Linked DNA regions of Homo sapiens: region 2 is linked to region 1. Evidence: chromatin loops called from intact Hi-C (ENCODE). Cell type or tissue: chondrocyte. All regions are shown on one strand. Each heading gives the region's core, and the rest is flanking DNA. Links, peaks and the distances in the headings are about the cores only.

What was found. Hi-C counts contacts between places; a loop is a spot of excess contacts. Peaks named below come from ENCODE experiments on the same cell type or tissue, not always from the same donor. Only the 100,000 strongest peaks of a DNase experiment are listed, where the experiment ranks them.
Region 2: a loop joins it to region 1, with 2.6 times the contacts of the local background. A loop is called at or near these places in 3 of 110 quality-filtered maps.

The regions. Positions count from the first base shown.
Region 1 is chr11:122,096,548-122,105,999 of GRCh38, reverse strand. The region is part of intron 4 of MIR100HG (mir-100-let-7a-2-mir-125b-1 cluster host gene); the gene reads left to right. It overlaps MIR125B1 (microRNA 125b-1), which reads left to right and starts at 6,156; the gene lies at 6,156-6,243. RefSeq lists an enhancer at 1-423. In chondrocyte, for the core only: CTCF peaks have their summits at 3,937 and 4,141; DNase peaks (open chromatin) are centred at 5,149 and 5,565.
Region 2 is chr11:121,462,330-121,471,781 of GRCh38, reverse strand. SORL1 (sortilin related receptor 1) reads right to left here. Exons shown (of 48, transcript NM_003105.6): 2 at 1,659-1,775. Among named protein-coding and RNA genes, the nearest start is that of SORL1-AS1, 14 kb to the right of the region's middle. RefSeq lists enhancers at 3,287-3,336, 3,717-3,766, 5,182-5,251, 4,815-6,014. In chondrocyte, for the core only: a CTCF peak has its summit at 4,876; a DNase peak (open chromatin) is centred at 5,029.

The DNA of each region.
Region 1 (9,452 bases), core at 1,032-9,031:
ATGCAGGGGAGGATAAGGGAAAGATGCTAGCAGCTGACTTTTGGTTTGGGTTTTCAGTCCTAATATGAGACAAGACATGGCAAAAAAAAGTGTCAAACAAGAGAATGAGAGTGGCCAAAGAAACGAGGTGGTGGTGGCTAGACATGAAACAAAGTACAAGACATAAAAACATTTAAGTTTGAAAGAGATAAAATTTGGAAAAGGGAGAACTAGCAGTGTTTAAGATTCCGATGGGGGAGGGAAAGCCATTGATTGGGCCTTTGAAACCATGCCAGGAACCAAGAGCCAGGGGTAGTGGCAGAGGGGACGGCCAGGTAGGACAATTAAAACGGAAGTCTGGCTCCTTACAACACAGCATGGAGCGGGGCTACAGCATTTGCTGCAGTGGGAGGTGGGGCCAGTCTGGCACAGTCTGTGGGTTTGAAAGGAGCTGGGCGGGTTGGAGAATGCCAGTCAGCCTTTGTAGTTCTGAGCTCAGAGAGGGGGTGACACATACTGGGCTTCAGGTCAGAAGCCTGGCTTGGGTGGCTTTTGGAGAAATTTTCCCTCTGCTCCCAAACTCTTAAAAGGTGCTCATCACACCACTGGCCTCCAATCACAGCATAAGCACGTGTTCCAAAGGCCATCCTCCAGCAGAGATTTCGGCAGTGGTACCTGTTGGCTGGCTCATGGGGTCCTTTCCTTTTTCCATTCCCTGGAAGCCGTCAACTGGACTGAATACAACATCTTTGCGTCTTTTTCTTCACCCTCCCCACATGCTTGCATCTCCCAGACTCCTAGGGTTAATCCCCAGGACAACCTTGCTTTGAAAGAAAAAATGTGGTGAGCCTACTTGAAGATTTGGATTCCAAGAGGCCTCTGTCTGTCCTGCCTCAGCCAGAGCCAGACAGCCAGCTCAAGGAGATGGGCAATTTACAGAGAAAGCAGCAGTAAGTTTTTGTTGTTGTTGTTGTTTGTTTTCAAGGCTTGGTTGTTCTCCAGAATTAGGTCCCTGAAAGCATGGGATTTTCTTTTCCTTTTTTTTCTTCTTTCCTTTCTTTTTTATTTTCTTTCTTTCTTGGCAAAAATTAATAATACCCCCTTCTCCCCCGAGAGTGAGTCATAAAAGCAATTAAAAAGTTGCTTCTTCATCGCTGCTCATAACCTGGGTTAAAGTTATCTGAGGTTGATCTGTGTGTGCCTATTCTCAACATTGTAATATTTTCAAATGTACGTGCATTTGTTATAATAATTTGTGCTGATGGTTCTCCTCCAGAATCAATGCTATGTAACTGGCAGATAGATTGTCATTATGCTGAATTTGTCCCAGGACTTGCATAGATATCTTCTTTGGGGGTTTTTGTGCTTATTTGCTGCTTGTGAGAGAGAAGGATAGAAAGACTTTGGAAGGAGGGTGTGGTCCAGCAGATTTCGGCTTCCTCCCAGCCCATCAGTGACTCCTTCTTCCTGCTCCTCCCTTTCCTCTCCACTTCTATCCCAGTTCAGTTCCTCAGATCCAACCAGAGCCAGCTGTCAATGAAATACCTTCTGCCTTTCTTTTCTATTACAGTGTGGGTTAGACTCTGTCAGGTAGGAAACTACTCCCCATAATCAAACTCATTATGTTTGTGATCTCAGCATATTTGCAAACTTAGACATAGACCAGACAATAACATTTACCTTCTCCATTTCTCCCATTCTGGGATTTTTAGCCAAGGTAATAATAACAATAATAATACAGTATTTAGAAGGCCTCTAGCAATATTTCATCTTCTGAGAGTCTTACAGATGTTAACTAATTAATCTTCACAACACTCCATACAAGAGAGGTAAATATTATTACCCACGATAGAAGATACATATGTATATGCTAAGGACAGCAAACTAGTTCACTTATTTATCATGGTTCACTTGATATAGTAACTGGTATTTTTAAAACACCCATCATAGATACAACAATTAGAGATGTGCTTTTGTTAACAAAGCCACTACCCACTTCTAGCGTACCCTTGGGTACTAAATAATTACCCACTTTGTGTGGTTATCTAGCTCACTAATTACCCACAGAAATTGGGGTCAGGTGTTAACTGCTTGAAATAAGTATCCTCCAAAGACATCGCTGAGTTGTATAGAGAAAATGATGTGTTCATAGCAAAACTTTCATAAGCTATATATTTGTATATCTTTGTAAGCAGAGTGAATACAAGCAAGAGCAAATTAGCTTATTATGTGAAAATCATGCTGAACTATTGTTGCAAATATAGAGAGGTTTAAAAGAGTCTCGGGAAATCTCGTCCTCTATTTACCCTTCGTTTTGAAGATGGGTGCAATGACATGATTCCCATAATCTGGCCTTCATATAGAAGTACACTAAGACAATTGATGATTCTGGTTAGGAATGATTCATTTTGGTGTACAGGGAGGCACCCAGTGAGTCAAAGACTTTTTTTTTTAACAGCTCCACCCTTCATGATTATTCTAGCGTGTTTCTTTTTTCTCCATCAGTCTAGTGAAAACACCCCGTTAGCCAAATCTGAAAAAGATTCTAACCTAGTCACCAACTCCTGGCAACCACCTCTTTCTCCTTCCCAATAACGACAAAAAGAAAAAAAAAGTATTACAAAAATCCAACACTCTCATTTTGCCTTTAGCTGTTATGCGCTCCTCGCCTTTCCTCTCTACTTCTCTCCTCTCCCTTCTTCCTCTGTCTGTATCTTCTTCTTATTTGTGCATTTTCTCCTTTTCCTTGGCATCTAGGTATGCTTCTGCAGGTCTCACAGTCAGAGACAAAGCACAATTATGTCTGAGTTGAGCACAAAGAAACTATCTTTTAAAAATATTGACTTGGAGGAAACCTGCATCCTCAGATACCTTTCTCCCTTTCCTTGCTATTTACAGAATCTGACATTATATTTAATACCACGCTGCCGGTTGTCTGCATGATTCTAGGCAGGAAAATTGGGTTAGAACGGTAACATACCCACTGTGTACATAGATAGGTAGAGACCCTAATTTTCGGCAGATCCATGCCTTAAAGGATCACAGCAGAGCAGAGCTTTAAAAATGAGTGCCAACAGAAATGAGAGGAGATGCTCCCCCAATCAACTTAGGATGTCTTCCTTTTTTCTTGTGCCTCTTTTTTTTTGTCATCTGAAATATTACTTGTCATTATTGGGGAACTTGAGGCTGATCGATGAAGTGTATATGTGTCTGTCAGACATTTGAAGAGGAAAAACATGCTTCAGGAATAAGGAAAATGCCTGCAGTGAAAGCAAAGGGTCAGGATGAGCTTCAGTGACTGATGAGTTCATTTCAAAATCCAAGGGCACATAGATGGTAAATTAATACATATGGCAAATACAGTCAACGAGCAAACCCCAGCCACTGGAAGGAAAGGGAATTTTAGCTCTGTAGTCATCACATGCCTGAACAGAGAGTCTACATATCTTAAATGTAGATCCGAATCATTGCTCTTTTATCCCGCTAAATGCTGATTGCAAAGAAATATTTGGGCATTGTTGACTTTCCGTCCATAAAGAAAGGCCACCAAGATTCACAAAATCCATCACCTGCACTCATACATGCATGTGTGCTTGAAATTCCCCTAGGATGTGAAACAGTTAGGCAGAGAACTGCACTGTGGTCTCCCTTCCTCACTTCTTTCCCTCCCTGTTTTTCCTTTTCGAAAATGTGATACCTGATCTCTAGGTCTTGCGGGCTGAGAAATTTTTTGTATTTGTATAATGCAGTGTCTGGCCTTCCCCCTGACCTGCTGATGTATTTTTGGCCTCATTAGTAGTCAGGGAGATGCCTTAGTGCATCCAGCACTGCAAGTCAGGGATGAGACACACTACAACAGGAGAGGGAGCAAGCGCGAGAGGATATTAGAAGAGAGGCTTGTCTCCAAGATATGGAAGGAAGTGAGAAATGACAGGGCTGCAAGCTTTGTATGTAGGAGCCCGGCAGGGCGGGGGAGCGGCGAGGAGAGCCAAGTGGATTCTCAGAAAAGGGGGGAAGCCATCGAAGAGCTAAAGGTGATTAGAGGGGGATATTGATTTCTTATTCTGCCAGAGATTTAAGCAGGCATGCGAGGAATCTGCACCATGGTTGGCAAAAAGAGACCCGTTGCCTCCTGTAACCAGACACTCAGGCTTTCCAGGAGCCCAGGGAGCAAGCCGAGAAGAAAGGGGGCAGTGTGGTCTAGGAAAATTCAACTTGTCGCTGATTTGTGCCTGATGCCTGCTGTCCGTCAGCAGCCTCCCTTACAATCTTTTTTTCTCTCTCTCCTTTTTTTTTCCTTGCCTTCTCCTTCTTCACTGAAGCCTAGGGGAGCCAGTAAAGATTAAATGTGCTTCTCAAAGGCAGCCACTTCATGCTGCTATGTCGAAAGGGCCATTATTATTATTATATTTTAATGGTAAAAGAGAAAAGGAGAGAGGTTGAGCGAGCGAGAGAGAAGCTAGGTGTGATGATGACAGACTAGCTTTTCTGAGAGGAAAAGGAAAAGGGAAGGGAGAGAAAAAGGAGAGCCTCTGAGCTCAACGGAGGATTGTGCCTGAGAAGAACCCACAGAGGTGAGAAAAAAGTTGTCTTGAAGGTGGGGGTGGGGGGGCTGCTAAACAGACACTGTACAGAGGGAGAAGAGACATAATTTAGCTGTGTTGCTAGTATGATTCCATTTTTAAAGGAGGGGAGGGGGAGAGTCTAGAGCTCTAACTGTTTTTAGTTGCATATGGAAATATCTAAAAAAATATTTAGCATTTTTACTAAGTGCGTTGAGGCCTCTCCAGTGTCCTCCTGGCTGTGGCTGCTTTGTCATTCTCTTTGACTAGCCAGCCATCTACCTTGCTCAGGCCTGGAATAAAAGAAGAACAAGAAGAAGAAAGAAATGAAATGAAAAACAGAAAGAAAAAGGAGAAGAAACATTTGTAAAAGGGTCATCTTCCCATCTGCCTCCCCTCCTTTTCCTTTCATTTTTGGTGGCGGCACAGGAAAGCCCCACTTCCAGTCTGATGAGGAAAGCGACAATCTATCAGGTACAGAACCAGGGGCTGTCTGCGAAGATGGAGGGGAATTATGCTTCGGATTCCTCTGAAATATTGGCCAAAGGCTTCAAAGAATCCGCAGCGGGAGGTGCGGGGGGAATGTCTCTCCCCAGCCCGCACCCAGCCCTTCCCACTTCGTGTCTACCAAATGACAGCCTGGTGCTCGCTCTTGGTGATTTGGCCTTGACTTCAGCCAAGCAGCTGATGCAGACGAAGCCTCCGTTTGCAGGACTGGCAAAGTGCACGCTAAAGAAAGAAGGAAGAAATTTTTCAAAAAGCAGCTCTGGGGAGGTTTCATACTCCCCCCCCCCCCCCGCCTTTTTTTAATTTTTAAGTGAATATTTTCCAAATTTGATCAGTTCCAGCCCCTCCCTCCACTCCCACCCAACTGCCCTTTTTTCTCTCGTCAAAGCATAAGCTACAGAGTTACAGTCTCGAGATTTGGTGTATCGCTTCCTGCCCCCGCCTCCCCTCCCCGCCCCCGTTCTCCGTCCTCTATTGAAACACCTCGCCCAGCCTAGCGCACTGAGAGCTCTCATTTTCCCCCCTTGCTCGGGATGGTGCCACAGGAGGCTGTGCGGGCCCCGCTCCGCTTCGAATGGGTGAGTTCAGAACGCTATTCGTCTTTACACTTCTATAGCCTCCGAATCCTACTTCTTGGTCTTCTCCTTTGAAAACCCGATTTCTATGATTTTTGCATGCGGCATACTTGCCCTGGGGGAAAGAGATGCCTCCTATTTTCTCTTCAGTCATTTGTGCTAGTCGTAAATTAAAGCTTTGAAAAGACACTAAATCCTTATTGTAGACTATGGTTTTAAAAACTTGGGCATTTCTGAGTCTGTGCATATTATTTTCCGTTTTAGTGAACTATTTTGCCCAAATCTTGAAAGAGTTTTCTCTGATGTACTCGTGATCGTATGTGTATGTGCGTGATTGTATATGCGCCCCCAGATACTGCGTATGTGTGTATATATGTATTAGGCTTAAACGGAATCTCAATTTTGTGAAGGAAAGGAGCTTAGAGAAGAAATACCATACCACCTGTTTGTTGCATCTTAGTTATGAACCTCGAACAGAAATTGCCTGTCATTCTTGTTTTGCTTTGCTTTGTCTCAAGAAAGAAAACATTGTTGCGCTCCTCTCAGTCCCTGAGACCCTAACTTGTGATGTTTACCGTTTAAATCCACGGGTTAGGCTCTTGGGAGCTGCGAGTCGTGCTTTTGCATCCTGGAAATTTGGTGGAATTTTATTCTTTAAAGCAAAAACAAAAGAAAAGAAAGTTTGTCTGAGGTGATTGAGTATACCTCTGAGGTTTTCATTGTTAGATGGGATCAGGTGACCAGAGAGTGGCAGCTCCTGGATTTCTGTTAAAGTAGGTATATATTTTGCTTTAATAGCGTGTTGGCTGCTATGTGTATGTATGCATGTTATTGATGCCTGAGGCTTGTGGAACTCATCTGCCTGGTCTATTCCTTGAGAGCAACACGCAGTAGTATACGAGCGTAACAAGAACAGCTCAGTACCTGGTGCTTGACCTCAGAACATCTCAGCTGAAGTCCCAGCATGCCCCATGTCTCCAACTTTCAAACTCCACAGTTAATCTTAAAATTGTGCCCAATTAAAATGGGCATGTGAATATATTATATATTCAGTGTCCACACATGTGTATCATGGATGGCTAGACAGTGAACATACAGACGCAGATAAAGGCAAACTAATAGTTTGGAGTAAAATATTAATAGGTTAAAATTCTATTCTTGCAATTCCACACAAAGGATGGAAGTTATGGTATTAATAAAAATTAAGTTTGTATGACTTTGCAAGATTTTTTAAAAATAAAAGGAGGGATACCACCTCCTTGCTTGGTATCTTTTACAAAATGTTATACTTTATGGATATAAAGGTGATAAAGATTGGAAATAAATCTTCTAAATATGTAAAATGAAAGCAACAGCAACAGCAAACACAATTATCGTATTCTTTGGGAGTAACAAATACTGGTTTTCATTTTAAAACTAAGGAAAATTTTATCAGTACTTAAATTCAATCCAAAAAAGGTTTTATAACACCCAAACTGTACATTTAAAATTATCCTTTCTTAAGGTAATGGCTAGCATTACCTAGTTTGTAGTTTTCTTGAGCTGTAACTTTTTATAACTGAATCATTTCAGTGATTTAGGGCTGTCTCGTAGTTGGGGAAGAGAAACAGTAACTTACCTTTCCTTTGTTGTGAAAAATTCTAGTATAAAATATCATTTAAACAATTTTCGTATTATTGGGCCAACATTTCTCTTCTATGTTTGAAAAACACCTAAATCAACCCCAATCCAAATGCTTTCTTCTTCTAAAGACTTTATATTGGTTGTAGCCTTGTTTTATACATGTAATTGAAGGTTAGGGAAACTGTTCTTTGCCTGTTATTGTTTTTTATTTTAAGTGTTTATTGCAATTTTAGTCATTAATGCCAAATTGCAATCAAGAAACCATTTTGTATCAGAAAATTGAACTGAGAATATGAACTATGCAACGATTGCACCACGTCTTTTGTTGAAACCTCTTGTGTAGTAATATTAGAATATTACTTTCCAGTCTTTGATAGTCCGAATGTGCTTCAAAAAAAATAGTTATTTGATTGTCGAGTCATCGTTAGTTTATATTCAATGGTTTAATGACTTCCCCTACCTTAGCTGATGTGTATGCATAGGTATTTGGAAATTATAGCAAGGCATCTATTTAACTTACGAATCTATATTACCACATTATTCATATCCAACATTTGTAAAACAGTTGGTGCTTTTTGAAGTTAAAATATATCTGCAGTTTACTCTATGAAAATGTATACATGGATCAATAAAAACATGCCAGGTAAAATTCTTCCGTGATTTTCAGTGATAACAGGGTAGTAATTTAATACAAGTGTTTTAATTTGTATTTCAAGGCACTCTCAGGTTTTTACATGTTTTCAAGTGGATTGCTCATGTTCCGAGGTTGCTATCATACAACTGATCACCCAGGCATTTAAAAGTGCATAACGACACAAGATTTTATATTTCAGCAGGCAACTGCTTCAGTCAAGGGCAGGTTTCTCAACACCCCTTCTTCCTCACCGAGCCCATCAGTGAAGTTCAGTGAAATGAATAACATAATTGGTGGTTGGTTCAATCACTACCAGTCTAGACTAGCCCAGACGCATCAATTAGAGGGGGCTGTCTTTTAAAGGGAGAGTGCAACCGAAACAAGCAGGGCATTATTGATACTGATCTTTAAAAGTGCAAATCCAGCTTGGCAGATTAAAAAAAAAAAAATAAGGCGGGGAACTGGGGCGGGGGTGCGTTGCGGGAAGAAAAGAGAAAGAAGTGAACTGGAGCTTTCGGACACAGAAGGACAGGAAGCTTGAGAGAAAAGGAGAGGATAATGAGTGAAATGCAATGCAGCACCTCCTTGGAACACACAGTTACAATTCAGTTCACAGGGCACACTGGCTCACCGTATTTTTAACTAGTTTCTCTCCCCACCTCCTTTTTAAAAATTCCTTTTTTGCCTCTGTTTCCAAAGAAATGCCAGCTCAAAACCAAGGCAGTTGGAATTTAACAGCTCTAGGAAGCTCTAGTGAGAATAAAAGCCAAATAATATGAACCAGCCAAAATTCCTTTTGCAACATTTTTCCCCAAAAGAAAAATACAGAAGATATTTCTTTTCAAGTCTCTAATTCTACCTTTAAAAAATATGTGTACTAATGAACAGTATTCATTTTAAATCTAGAACCTGGGAATATATTACTATAGGCAAGACACCTTTAGGTAAAGAGCTCATAATTTTCCATTGAATACAGTAAAATTATAAAGAATGTAACAAAGGCTTTGGTAATTTGGTAGAGGGGCTTTTTGATGAAAAAAAGACAGATGATTTAGAAAGCGAGGAACACATCAAGCCTCAGGGAAAGAAAATGTTTGATTGGTATTAATTAAAACACTGCTAATATATTCTAATAAAATCAAATTTAACATTCTAAAGTAATCCTCTTGGTATGTCAAAGGAAAAGAAAAGTATTATCTTATTTGCATCTCTGCAATCCAAATGCATTTGCTCATTCAGCAGAATTAATTTTTATCACCAGCCTGTTTTATCTCCTCACAGATTTAGTCAAAGTTATTCTTTCAAACTAGAAAGGATCAGGGTGGGGAATCCATGGAAGGTATTGGAAGACTAGTGACTGTATTTAGTACCGGCTTTATATTTTACGATGTTCTTTCTCTTCATTCGCTGTAATGGGGTGTGGAGGGAAACGGTGAGACCGCAGTGAGAATGATGAACGGTTCATTTTTCCTCTTTCTCTCCTTGTACCTGCCAGATTATTTAAGAATTTCAGCTGCCAAATTATACGAATGCCATTTATTTACGTGACTGGTGTTGGTCTGTTGATTAATG
Region 2 (9,452 bases), core at 870-8,869, 630 kb after region 1:
CTGTCTTCCCTTCTGTGGCTGCCCTAATTCAACTCCCTGGAAACAGTCCCTGAGACAACTTCCCAACACCTGCTTCTCAACACACCCAACCCAGACAGTGGATATACAGAGAGGGACCTCACAGAGACCAAATCCGCATTCAAGAATTATAAATGTATCCTTAAGGCTAGTGTGAAAGTGCTGGCAAATTCATCAGAAGGTTCCCCCGGCCAGAATGCAGGGTGACCGAAGCTGTAAAGCATGGTGTTCCGTCTGCAGCCTCGCGCTGCCACAGTGTCAGACCCCAGGCTGAGGCAGGGGCTGCTCCTCTCACCCACAAGGAGGAGTCCAGAGCACAGGCCGCAGACCTGGGACCAGCCGTTGGGCGAGCTTTGGCCCTTACATGTGTTTTACCTGGCTCACGCGGTGTCTGTAAAAACTATACACTGGCTGCCAACTTGTAAGACTCAGCAGTTTTCACATGAAACTCCAGACCTCTGGGTTCCTCTGGAAAACCAGAAGATGTGGCAACACTGGGCCCAGCATCCTGCACGGCAACCAGAGCCTGGAGCTGACAGTCAATGCTCCTCGGAAGCATGCTTCTCCCGGTCCCCAAAGGCCCTTCCCCTTCCCCACGTCTCTCCAACACAGGAACCAAGTATCCATTAGTATGTTCAAATTAAGATATGGGAGAATGTTTCTTGAATGTGCATCTCCATCAAAAGTGGAAATGACATATATTGTCCAACAAGGCCACAGACTTCAAGAAAAATGGGAGAAACCATATTTCTCTGAGGAGGTAGAGTGTTGTAATGGCCAGGTGTGGTGGCTCAAGCCTGTAGTCTCAACACTTTGGGAGGCCGAGGCAGGCGGATTGTTTGAGCCCAGGGGTTCGAGACCAGCCTAGGCAACGTGGCAAAACCCCATCTCTACCAAAAAATATATATAAGCACAAAAATTAGCCAGCCATGCTGGTGTGCACCTGTAGTTCCTGCTACTCTGGAGGCTGAGTGGGTGGGAGGATGGCTTGAGCCCAGGAGGCGGAGGTTGCAGTGAGCCAAGATCACACCACTGTACCCCAACCTGGGTAACAGAGCCAGACCCCAACTCAAAAAAAAAATAGAAAAGAGTGTTATAAACTTGAAGGTGGCTTCACTCCTGTCCTTTACCTGCCCGGCCTCCCACAGGCCTTTGAGTTTATAACCCTTGGCATCTTGAGTCTTCAAAGTACCTCACCTACTAAAGATCACAAATACCCAGCTATAGAAATTAAGAATATTAGAGAATCAGTTTCAACAGCTCATCCCACTATAATGGGTTAGAAGAAACCAGCATATGGGAAAGGCCAATTTGATTCCATCGGGCTCAGCTGCAGGCAGGCAGCTCTGCCCAGGAAGGCACTCTGGTATTTTCTTGGGCAGATGCAACAATCCAGTCCATATGCTATTACTTCCCAAAGGTAATCACACATTGCATGGATCTGTTTGCAACACTGACTGCACCTCCCTGTGTTCAGCAAACAAGGGATATATCATTTTCTAGATTATCTTCCCTGTCATACAATTCATCCATTCCATGTTCCAATTACCCACTACTTTTTCCAGTATGATAATCCCAGTGGACCAGAAAAGGGCATGTTGATGGCACCAAGGTGTGCCCAGAGCCAACACAACACTTACATCACTGCTCTTGGGCCTCGCCAATGCCAGGCTATCTCGGGCCAAGGCCACGATCACGTTGCTTTTCTCTCCAGCCCAGTGCACCACCATCTGATTGTGGGAATCATTCAGACTAACCTGAAAGAGATCAATGTAGGAATTAGGACCCACGATAAGTGATGGCCACACACATTCTAAATCAAGACTCTTTCCTCCTTTGTCAAGCAGAAATGATGAAGATTCTGCCATCTAAAGCATTTGGGCCAAGGTGGCCTCTTCCCCTCCCACCTCATGCATATTCTGTCACACTCAACTTCCCCACAAAGAAATGAGTCCCCTGCTATTTTGGATGTAAAGAGATTGTAGAAAAGCTTCTTGGGCTCTCATTGGCATAACCAATTCCTTTGATTATTTTCATCCTTTATGATACCAATCTCTGGTTACTCTGATCCTTACTCTATGTATGACATGCACTGGTAAGATTTTAAACCAAAGCATGGAAACATTGCCCTTGTTCAAAAAAAATTCATAGGCCAGAAAGATCACATGCTTTTCAAACTTCTGTTCCAACTATGTTTTTTCTGGCTTGGTGGTACTGTCATTCACTTTCAGCTGGTAATGAGAAATGAGAGAAGTATCATTGTGAAGCTTTTCAAAATTATTTTTGAAAGGTCTCAAATAAGGAAATATTTTAGTTCTCAGACTTTTAGATTTGGTAAACCGATAAAATAAAAATGAGGAAGGCCAACAGAGGACTGGTTGGCAACTTCTATTCTGCCAAGTAAGGACATCACAAAAACAGGACTAGCTACTCTCTCAATCTCTTTCCTCTGCTTCCTGAGGACACCGCAGACTCTGGTCCAGGCTGTGGGGCAGAAGGTGTGGCCTGGGACTGAGTTCCAGCAGGTGTAATGTGAGAGAAGTCATCAGGGCCACTATCGGCCTGGCCCCCATGCAGTCCTCTTTTCTTTCCCCATCCGCAGGCCGCATTCAGAGGACTCCAAAGCCCCAGAGGAGGGCAGAGCCGAAGACGGAAGGAGGCTGCATCCCCATGGAAAAGACCTCCGCTAACCAGTAGCACTCATCCTGAACTTCTCATAACCCGGAGCCTCAACTCAGCCACACGCTGAGCCTTTGGGATTTGTCTGTTACGCAGCTCACCTTACAGGGCAATATGACCACTATCTAGAGTCATTGTCATTTTTTCAAAGATGTGTTAACACTGAAAACTGAGGAAGCATATCATCTCAGAATAAAGAACCATTGTTTCACTGTATGGAAAACTACATTACTTTTATTTTCTTATTTCACTGTTGGCTGATGGACACCTGTCTGAGGACTGGCATTTGAACACCTGAACCATACATTCCACCCACTCTGTGGAAAGCAAAGTCATGACAGGAATAACAAAAATTCTGAGAGCTGGTCAGGCTCGGTGGCCCACGACTGTAATCCCAGCACTTTGGGAGGCCAAGGCGGGCAGATCACCTGAGGTCAGGAGTTCAAGACCCGCCTGGCCAATACGGTGAAACCCCATCTCTACTAAAAATACAAAAAGTAGCCAGGCATGGTGGCATGCACCTGTAGTCCCAGCTACTCGGGAGGCTGAGGCAGAAGAATCGCTTGAGCTCAGGAGGCAGAGGTTGCAGTGAGCCAAGGTTGAGCTACCACACTCCAATCTGGGCGACAGAGCAAGACTCAGTCTCAAAAAAAAAATTCTGAGAGGTGGTCCAACACTCAGAAGCAGGACAATGCCATGAAACCAGGATCACAGGCTGCCTCTCTTGCTGAGCGATGTCTGAGAGAAGCCTATTCCACCAGCCTCCTCAACCTCAGCTGTCTGAGGCACACGTGGAAGGAAATCAAGCTTCTGGGACTCCAGCCCGCACAGTCCACCCCACCCACGAGTAAGCCTAGACTGATGACAGTTCAAGCCTGGGCCAACCTGCCCTCCGAGCTGTCTTCTCATCAAGGCTCTGCGGCAGAAAACCCACAGCTCCTTTCTCCTTCTCTCGCTTCCTCCCCCCAGCACACTCGAACTTTCCCCACCCACTCCTTGAGGTGCTCTCAGATGTCATCAGGGAAAAGAGAAACACCTGTGCCACATATTTGGCTGGCAGAAGGACAAAGCAGCTAATCCTTAACGACGTTACTTGGAGTTTTAAATACCTGCATTTAATTTGATCCAGGATCAAACTCTTTTTGAAAAACATTTGAAAGGCGACCTTACTTTAAAGAAAAGGACCTAGGAATATGTGTCCTTCCAAAATGTCTCTCCTCATTCCCAGATAGAGAAGTCCAGGCAAGCACTAACAGAGAAGTGCAAATAAGAAATAGAAGTAAATAAATTATTTAATCCAGAATGCTACAAAGAGAAAGCAGCTAAAGGAATCTCCTCCGGTCGCTGAAGCCTTCCCTTTTCCTCCTCTCCAGCCCAATCCCCTGGATCCATCTGGAGATCAGAAACTCACAACACATGTGCCCTGGGAATCCCAGCTAAAAGTTTCCTCCCCTCCCAAAACATCTGCACTCTTGAACCAGAGTGGGGATAGAAAACTATGCAAATGTCAATACAATAAAGGACTAGGAACCTAGAAAAAAAAAATCACCCATGTTCCCCTGGGATCTGGGATAAAAAGTCCTCAAATATTCAACTTGGGCATCCTCAAAGATGACATCAAAATGCTCCCTCTGGCAGGTAACACTCAGATAATGCTTTGAGTAGGTTGCAAAGCTTTCAGTGATCAGAGTGGGCAAAAGGTCTGAAGATAACTTGCTGAAATCGATCTACTCAGAGGACAGGAGACCTCCTCACCAATCCCAAGGCAGGTGAAAGGTGAGAAGAGCACCAAGGGCAAGCCTCAAAACATCCAAGGGCTTTTCTACAAAGAAAAACTCCCATCCTGGCTAACACGGTGAAACCCGGTCTCTACTAAAAATACAAAAAATTAGCCGGGCGTGGTGGCGGGTGCCTGTAGTCCCAGCTACTCGGCAGGCTGAGGCAGGAGAATGGCGTGAACCCGGGAGGCGGAGCTTGCAGTGAGCCAAGATTGTACCACTGCAGTCCAGCCTGGGCAACAGAGCGAGACTCCACCTCAAAAAAAAAAAAAAAAAGAAAAAAAGAAAACCTCTAGAAGGCAAGCCTGGTAAAACACCTGTTTGTTTGTTACTTTGTTTCTTTCTCTTCTTTTTTTTAAGGAAAGCTTTTTTTATTAGATGTCCCTTTTACTCATAAGAGCAGACTGAAAAGGGGCAGCCCAGTAGGGGGATAAAATCCCTGGCAAGAAATGACTTGTACGAGGGCCACCAGGCACTCGCAGGAACAGCTCAGCTCCTTTGCTTGGCGAGATGTCAGGCACATCCTGGTCATAAGAATAACTCCCTGGTGAGTCACAGCTGATCCCCAAGGCAGCCCGGGTGCCCATCCCCCCACAGCAGACCTAGTTGCAGGAATCAGGAATGGATGCGCGCAGGACAGGGGAGCCAGCAGGCAGGCTGACAGGAAGTAAATTTTATTATCAAGACATGCATTCTACCCTCTGGCCTCACCTGTCTCCTCTGTCTCCACCTTGCCCCCATCCTCACCCCCAGGGGAAAGAAAAGAAGTCAACAAAGCAGGCTTTTCCTGCTAGCTCTCCATGGCATGTGGCCAAGACACCAGCAGCCCAGGGCAGACCCCAGCAATCAAGAACAACCCACAGGTCCCTAGATCCCTTTACTTAATCAGTGGCTTCCGGTTTGTTTGGTTCCTTTTCCATCCATCCCCAAGGATCTCCCCCTGATCTCCCCTTTCCTCCTCCCCAAGCCTTTTTCCATCGCCAATCCCCCACACAGGTCCCACACCCAGAAGACACTGGCCTGGGAGTGGGTGGGAGGGTGGTTTTCCCAGGAACATAACCTTGACGTGCAATCAGCTATAACCACAACCCCGGGGTGTGAACAACCTTCCCTCTCCCCTGTCTAGCTCACAGGGCATAGCTGGAGCTTGATAAATGAGACACAATTAATTGGAGCTGTTAAGGCAGCAGGGAGGGGCCGAGTGCCTCCCCTCAGAAGGCAAACAGAGAAAAATTACATGCCACAGAAACCTCTGAACACAGAAACTGCATCATAAACAACAAACAGCATCTGGCTCATTGGCAGGTCGTTAAGAGTCAAGATAACTCCTCCCACCCCACCCCCCAAAGATCACCTGGCCTAGGGGGGTCCCATGCCCCACTGAAGGTCAGAATCACCTAAGAGGCCCCACTCCACGCCTACCGGCTCTGTCGCCCTCTGCCTGGAGCCCAGGAATCAGTCTTTTTTAAAAGACACACCCAGCCGGGCGTGGTGGTTCATGCCTGTAATCCCAGCACTTTGGGAGGCCAAGGCAGGCAGATCACGAGGTCAGGAGATGGAGACCAACCTGGCTAACACAGTGAAAAACCGTCTCTACTAAAAATACAAAAAATTAGCCAGGCACGGTGGCACGTGCCTGTAGTCCCAGCTACTCGGGAAGCTGAGGCAGGAGAATTGCTTGAATCTGGGAGGCAGAGGTTGCAGTAAGCCAAGATCATGCCACTGCACTCCAGCCTGGGCGACAGAGCGAGACTCCGTCTCAAAAAAAAAAAAAGGAGACACACCCCAACCCCAGGTATTTCTAATGCAGCTTCTTTGGGAAACAATGAATCTAGTTGATTCCCCTGCCTCCTGGCAGGAGTTGGAACTAAATGACGGTAGCTAGAAAGATGTACCATTTTTGGCGGGGGGGCTTGTCTTTGGGGATTTGGGATGGTCATTAAAACTCTAGGATATACTGATGATATATGCTACAATGTGGCTGAACCTCACAAACAATATGCTAAGTGAAAGAAGCCAGATACAAAAGGTCACATATTGCATGATTGCATGACACCATTTATATGAAATGTCCCGAATAGGTAAATCCATAGGGAGAGAAAGCTGATTAGTGGTTACGAGGGGCTGGGAGATTGGAGAGGAGGGAATCACTGCTTAATGGGTAAGGGGTTTTATTTCAGAGCGATGGAAATGTTTTGGAAATCATGGTAGCACAACATTGCGGCGATATTAAGTTCACTGAACTGTTCACTTTAAAATGGCTAATTTTATGTAATGTGAAATATACTCAAATTTTTTTAAGGCCTCTAGGACCTGCAGAGAACATTATATTTCTCAAGTGCTAATCAAGAACCTAGGAGCTTCCACTCTTAAGAAGTGCTCCTTTTATCTCATCTCAAGCCCTCATGCTACCAAAATATGCAGCTAGAATGAGTCATACAGGAGGCAGGCTGTGGACTGGGTCTCTGGCCAAACCAATCCTTCAAAGTGCTGTCAGCGGCATCTGCAGAGCCACAGCATCCGCACAGGCCTCCCTGTCCCCAGCTGGAGAAACAGCCGCAGGCCCAAGGCTAGCATCCACCGCCAGCTCACAACAGTGGATGCCACCCACACCTTGACTCGCCTCGGCATCTTCATCGAACAAGTCCATATCACCCCACAAGTGTTGTCCCTCAGCCCCCTGCGTGCCCTGGCAACCCGGAGAGGTGAAATGATTCACCTCCTATTATTCAGAGTGAGGGGAAGGACCTGCTACCACCCAGTCCTCAAGTTCTGGGTTGTTATAAATAGAGGGGAGGAAGTCAATGGCTTGGATGAAGGGACTGATTACTCATGCGTTCACTTGCGGATGAAGTAGGCACTGAGGTCTGCTAGGTGCCAGGCACCCTGTAGGCTCTTTAATCATTTCTTACCTGTTAGCTCACACAGAGCACTTCTGGGGGAATTAGGGTTGCAAGTCTAAGCCAATGATGAGAAGTTTCCAATAAAACCACCGAAATCTGTATAGTTGTTGAGGCTTATGCAGGAGGTGGGGCCACTGAATAGAATGGGTCACAGGTACCCTCTCTACACCTCTTTCAAATTGGTCAAACCCAAAAATCAGGATGTCCTAGACTCCCACAGCTTGCAGTCCTCACAACTCCTACACAGCCTCCTCCCAAAACGCAGTACAAGGAGGACAAATAAGGCAGTCTGATTCATTTCTCTGCTTCACTAGCAGTGAAATACAAAGAAGCGTTTTTAAAATTCTACAATATAGCATAAAACAAATATCCTGTCCTTCAACTGTGAGGACAGAAGGAGCCAGGCACTCCCCTGAACTATATGACGAAACTGAGGAAGTCAAAGACAGCCTCCTGAGGTCCAAGGAGAACAAGGTTTTCCCAAACCATCCCTTTGCATGGCTTAAATGCTAGGTATGCAAATTGCCTCTCACTGTCCCCTTTCAAGACTGTGTTCTCACTATATTTAGCAGGCTTATTATCCTCCCTGGACTGCTCACCTCAGAAGGAAAGCTGAAATCTAGTTTACGAGCACTCCCGGAAGAGAGGCCCAGTTCATGGAATCTCAGCTCACTCACTTGACTTTTGAGTTTGCTCAAGATGCTTCACCTACAGAACTCCTGAACTACTTTGCTGATGAATTCAGGCTGCCCATTTTCCAGATGAGGAAACAAGGAGAGAATAACCTTGGACTAGAACTTAGCATTCACTACTATCTCCTTCACTGGAGCCATGACCATTCTACAGAGAAAAATACACATATGCCCTTTCCTTTCTCTTTGCTAAAAGGATGATAATCATAATCTCACTGCCTTATAATATCAGTTTAGAGAGCTTATTTCCCTTTCTGATTGATCCTTGGCAGCGAGAACCTATCTACTGTTTACCTCTGTGTGCCACTCTGTCCTGGTGAACCCACTTTGTCAATGAGCGAATATGCTTTGCTGTTTTGGGAGGGGCTCCCTACTAAAAAGAAACTGTGGAAAACTCTCTTTCTCATGAACATAATATCACCCCTTAATTTACCAGTTGGCAAAAAAAAAATGAGGAAAATATCAAAGCCAGAAAGAATCTCAGAGAACAATTAAATGAAATGCCACCTTTTGCAAATGAGATTAAGCTCAGAGACAGACTTTAAGGCAATGTGGTGGTTCTCACTGCCTGAAAACACACGGCCATGTGCAGGAAACACAGTCAGAGTGAGCACAGCAAATACCCCCTCAAGAGAGCGCACCCCAAGCCAGGACTTGCCCTACGTGAGGATTTCCCTGTGAGCCCAAAGTCATTTCTCACAGCTCTTCAGGATGGTTCCAGACCACAGACTTGCCCTCTGCAGCTTCACCATGAATAGCCCCTCACCGCGTTCAGTCAATAAGTATTTATCAAGCACTAACTATATACCAGATGCTATACTAGGTGTTAGTAAAATGGCAGACTCACATCTGCAATCCCAGCACTTTGGGAGGCCAAGGCGGGTGGATCCCTCGAGCCCAGGAGTTCAAGACCAGCCTAGACAACATGACACAACCCCATCTCTACAAAAAATACAAAAACTAGACGGGCCTGGTGGCGCATGCCTGTAGTCCCAGCTACTAGGGAGTCTGAGGTGGGAGGATCGCTTGTGCCCAAGAGATCGAGGCCGCAGTGAGCTATGATCATGCCACTGCACTCCAGCCTGGGCGACAGAGCTAGACCCTGTCTCAAAAAATAAAAAAGAAAGAAAAATAACACGATTCTAGGTCCTGCCTCATAGCTCTGAATATAGTAGGGAAAACACGCATTAAACAACTAATTCCAGGAATGATGATTGAATTACTGTTGTTACACAGGGGACCTAACCTCATATCGGGGAGAGAGTGAGGCTTCACTGAAGACCTGACCTATGTACTGACACCATAAGGATGAAGAGGGAGGAGTTAGGGAAAAGGGGATGGAAAAGTGAGGCAGAGAACATGGACCCAGACCTAAGGCAGGG